2 separate regions of the Mus musculus genome follow, and region 2 is linked to region 1. A link is a contact called in ENCODE Hi-C or POLR2A ChIA-PET data. All regions are on one chromosome and are shown on one strand. The core of a region is the stretch at or near the end of the contact, and the rest is flanking DNA. Distances in the headings are between cores, read along the strand shown.

The links. A loop is a pair of places that touch in the nucleus more often than their neighbours do. ChIA-PET counts read pairs that join two places held with the same protein, here RNA polymerase II (POLR2A).
Region 2: a map of left cerebral cortex shows a loop between it and region 1 (2.3-fold over the local background). The contact joins two enhancer-like sites. A Hi-C loop is called at or near these places in 1 of 37 maps with a recorded cell type or tissue (left cerebral cortex). POLR2A ChIA-PET finds 5 or more read pairs at or near these places in 1 of 5 experiments (Patski).

What each region holds. Positions count from the first base shown.
Region 1 is chr14:31,853,564-31,856,096 of GRCm38, forward strand. No RefSeq gene overlaps it. Among named protein-coding and RNA genes, the nearest start is that of Ankrd28, 24 kb to the left of the region's middle. Within about 2 kb of position 1,268, at least 2 of the 3 ENCODE cell types and tissues checked have a DNase peak (open chromatin) inside an H3K27ac peak, as active enhancers do.
Region 2 is chr14:31,954,383-31,956,915 of GRCm38, forward strand. No RefSeq gene overlaps it. Among named protein-coding and RNA genes, the nearest start is that of Gm41125, 12 kb to the left of the region's middle. Within about 2 kb of position 1,260, at least 1 of the 3 ENCODE cell types and tissues checked has a DNase peak (open chromatin) inside an H3K27ac peak, as active enhancers do.

The DNA.
Region 1 (2,533 bases), core at 18-2,517:
GCACACATACACAGAACAGAAAATAATAATACTAAAAATTTAAAAACCCTGCAGAGGAAGGTAAACCTTGAGTTCATGGTGATACCAAGGCTGCTAAGAATGAAGAATGTAAGTCTCTTCTATCGTTTGGCCATTTTTACTGCATAGTTATGTTGCTTTATGGACTAAGGTGACTATGAAAACACAATCCTACCAGGGAGGAAAAAGGAAGGACAAACAGATGTGTTCAGTTCTCTGTCTTCTGTTTAAGCAGTTAGAGTAAGCAGAATACCGGCTTCCCTAGAGCTGTCCACTCTGATCTCACTGTTGTTCATCCTGTATGTCACTTCGCCGGGCATAAAGGACATCCCAACATTGACTTAAGTTAGAGATGCAGAGGTGGGGAGACAGTCTCACATTGTCTGGATGGGTCCAATCACAAAGTGTTGGGAGTGAACTCAAGCTTAGAAAGGGTCTGATGATGTGTCAAAGCACGGGAAGTGCTCTGAAGGTAAGCACCGATCGAGCTACTCCTGGTGAGACTTTTTAAACAAGGAAATAAGAATATTTTATCAATGCTTCTAGTGTTCTCAGTCTAAATTATTAAATATCAGCCTTGCTTTAAAAATTATCCCTGTGTATTCATGATGCAGAAAAAAGGTTTTGATATTTTACTATCCTTTTTGAGCCAGAGTCATGATATGTAGCCCAGAGCTAGTCTTTCATTTATAATCGTCCTGTTTTAGCCATCTTGGGCACTGGGATTACAGGCGTGCACCACCTACTAATTATTAAGATTGCTTTGCACCAGCTCAGTTCGCATTGCCATTTTGGTGATTATGTGTTACCATGCAAAATGAAAGCTGTCTGGTTGTTGGCAAGACAAGATGAAATTCAAAATAGCAGGACTATCCCAACACTTAAGCGCTAGGAGTGTAAAGTATAACTAGGGTTCAAAGACATGATAAAAGTTACAGTATTATAGACATGTCTGCAATACAAAGCAATAACTCACAAAGCTCTGTCAGTGCTGGGGGCTGCACTTGAGATTTTCTGGGTATTCATTTGCCTGGAGAATAGCACAGGTAGGGTTGCTATATGATATTTCTCTGGGAAGTATGGCAGCCGACAGCAGACTGTCTCAAATCTTCCCCTGCCTGAGACATAAGTCCGTGTCAGTTATAAAGCTGCTGGGTACAGATACCTCAGGACTCTGCCTCCTCTTTCTGGGCATTTCTCCTGGCTCTGCCTTCCATTTGCATACTGGCTCTATTTCAGGCTGGCAGGAAATCATGACAGCTGTCCCGGGCATCAAATGCAGACAAGAGCTGCTTTTCTAGAGCCTCCTCAAGACTAAGAAGAAGCCCTCCAGCACACCACCCCTCACCTCTTATTGGCTAGAACTGCATCCCCCAAACACCATAGATAGATGGCATCAAGGGATCAGAATAGAACACTCTCAAGTCGCCCTGTGCATTCTGGGTGTAAAGGGTTTAACATAGACTCAGCCTTGGCTGCTGGGAGAGAGGGGTGTGGGAGAACAGAGCTGAGAAACTCAACCTCAGCAGACCTCAGGATGAAAGACTTAGGTGTACATATCCTTAAGTCTGTTCCAGGAAGTTGCTAGAAACCCTGCATCTGCCCATATAGCTACAACTGTTCCCTGAGGAAGTGTTTTTCCAATTTCTGTATTTGCCTCAGTTGCTCTCATGAGCATAGACCTGGAAAAGGACAGGGATGGTGACTCTAGGAAGGAAGGTCATGATACCACACCGGCAGCAGGCATTCTAGAACATCCATTCTTGACACAGCTCTAGCCAGGGAACAGCCCACTGGGATTGCCTTAGGCCTATTTAGGCTTATCCTAGGACCCAGGTGTGTGTATAGGGGTGGGGACTGACACCCATCCACTGCCCTCCCAAATTAGGGCATAACAAGCAAGGAACTTAAAAAACCAAAACCAAAAAAGCAAAGCAAAATAATCAACAATACTTCCTTCCTGCTGTGTCAAACTGTAATTATAATTTTCACTGCAAGTAAGCATATTTGTTACCAAAGTAGCTAGTTATGTACTTTTAAAAGTATGCTGACTAACACTCATCTGTTATATACATGCCTGTTTTTACCCACACAAAGTACAGTGTCCTGAAAGAAAGAAAAAAAGTTCCAGGTTAAACTGTAAGATTGCCATCAGCTGACTGGTAATGTAGAATGTTACTCATGTTACTGTGCTTGGTAAAAAGTTAATGTCCCGCCCCCCCCCCCATTAGCTCTTCTCCAAACAGCAGGCCAGATTTACTGCTCTGCTGTAGCAATGTAGGTTGTACCAGCGCAGTCGCTGCACATTGTAGAATTAATGAACTTATTTGCATGGCTGGTGTTTACAGGCTCAGCCATCTCCTCTCTGCTGCTGCTGGCTGTCAAGTGTACATCCCATTTTATTCTATTCTGGTTTCTCAGAGACCACAGGACCAATTTCCCCTTGGGAAAAGAGAAACCTGTTTCTGAACCTGTTTAGAAGCCTGGAAGCCGGAAGAAAGACCCGGGTGTTAGG
Region 2 (2,533 bases), core at 10-2,509, 100 kb after region 1:
CACACATTTATACACACAAACACACACATATATACACATTACACACACACATACACACATACATACCACAGACACAAAATAAAATATATAAAAATAAAATATATAAATAAACATAAAGGATGGATAGTTAAATATTTTTATTGATAACATCCTTTAAAATTTGGTAATATTAGCTTAGGGACAATCTTAAATGCATCTGTGACACAAAATCCTTTTCTTATCAGATCCAACCACATTTGGACATTTGGATTTTAGCCTCCCCTACCCCTTCCCCTCAAGTCTTATGTTCAGAATTCCGGTGCAGTCACCATGCGTTTTGACAGGTCCCTGAATTCCTAACCTCTGCGTGCGCACGTGCACACACACACACACACACACACACACACACACACACACATAGCCTGGCTTGCCCTTCAGAGCTCAATTTGGGCCCTTTCTCCTGATGAGAGAGAGCAAGACACCTGGGCTGTGTGCATTTTCTACATATGCCTGTTAGATGTTGTTCCCGGGATTTTGTAGTCACCTACCATTTAATTATCTATGACCCTTGAGGGTCCTGCTTTATCTTCTGGCTTTATTTTTAAAATAACTTTTTTTTTTGACATGGGTCTCACTATGTAGCTCAGGCTGTCCAGCCATCACCGGCTGCCATTCTCAGTTTCACATCCAGAGAGCCGCATTTGACTTTGCCCTGCGACTCTGTGATGTGTTATTTGTGCAGTGGCCACCAGAGGGCAACAGAAGAACAGAGTCTAGTCAATTCTATCCCTCTAGAACTGTAGGCTGTGGATTGCAAGATTATTTTAGGTCTGAAAGGGAAGTCTACTGGTCACATGAGCCTCAGTTTCAGACAATGATTTTAAGCAAACCCTTCCAAGAAAGCACGATGGTATTCAACATTTTAATAAATTGAAACATTTGAATATTTTGAATTTAGAATTCAAGTTGAAAAGTTTGGGTTCTGCCTCCAGCTCTCTCTATTACCCAGCGTGTCTGATCTCAGATAAGACTTCGAATCTGAAAAGTGTTAGTTTCCAAATCTGACAAATGGGTGGCATGATGTCCTTTGTCTCCTGGGAGTGCTTTGAGAACTGTAGGCAGTGGAGCACACAAACAGCCAGAAAATGAAAAATGCCCAGGGAACTGCAAAAGCTAGATCCGAATCAGAGAGCTAAATAACAACAGCCCCACCCCCGTGTCCTAGCTTGAGAGCAAGCTGAAAGCTGGTGTAGCCCTCTTGGTCGGTGGGCATGAACGTATGGCAGTGCCAGGGAGGTGGTGACAGGGGATCCATGGGCCTTGATAGCCAAACAGCCTAGTCTACTTTGTGAGCAGAAGGCCAGTGGGAGACCCTGTCTCAAAACACAAGGTGGAGAGTTCAAGGCCAGCCTGGTGTATGCCGCAAGTTCTAGGGCAGCCAAAGGTTCATAGTGAGATTCTGTCTCAAAAGAGAGAGAGAGAGTATGTGTATGCTCACACAGAGAGAGAGAGAGAGAGGGAGAGAGAGAGAGAGAGAATAACTGAGGAACGACACTTGAGGTTGACCTCTGGTCTTCATACATGCTCACACATGAGTAAATGCACTTGTATGCACAGAAACATACACATGCACATGGACACACACAATAAAAAGTCCTTCAAATTACCCAGAAGCACAGAAATGCACTGTATTTTGAGAGCCTTTTGTACGATGTGAGACCCACTGAGGACACGGTCACATCCCAGGCCAGGAGAGGCATCCGTTCACTGACTCTATCACCAATGCTGTCGGGTGGATGTGGATTTAGTGTTGTCTGCGGCCTGTGAGGGCTTGAGGGGGGTGGGTTTTTGTTGTTCTTGCTAAGTCTGCTCAGTTTGCACAGGTTCTGTATGTGTATAATACAAGCAGGTCCAGAATATGTTTTTCAATATTTGTTTATTAAAACAATACGTGGATATGACTGGACACCGGAGAGTGATCATATGAACTTGGATCTTGTTTGTTGTAAATGGCCCCTGGGAAATTTCCAGGTAGAGGAGATGCTGCAGGCAGGCGGATGAGCTGTCAGGCAGTACACCTGAGAGGACCAGGAGGGAGAGGAACGAAGACTGTCTCAAGCCACCATGCCCAGTTTTTAAATATAGATGCTCACACTCACATGACCAGCACCATAGCAGCTAAATTATCTTTCCAGACTAATTTAAAGGGCTTTAAAGGGAATATGGATAATAATTTTATCTTATATTCTTCATCTTTATCTCAGCTCACCATGGAAAGTGCTAGCCCACAGTAGAAGGTCTGTAAACTTCTTAGCACAGCATAGGAACCTTCTGTGGGAGGCACAGAGCTAGCCTTGAAAAGCTAAGACTCTCAGAGGTTCCCAGGGATTTGGGGGGGGGGGGGCGGATGACTCCTGCTTTAAGACCAACGCCCCACCGCAGTATAAGTTAGCATGCTTTTCATTCTAAAGGCTCCTGGCCTCTATGCCAGTCCTGGGGACTCTGTGGATTTCTTAGCTGTGCACTGATTCAGAGACTCTTCCACTCAGAACTT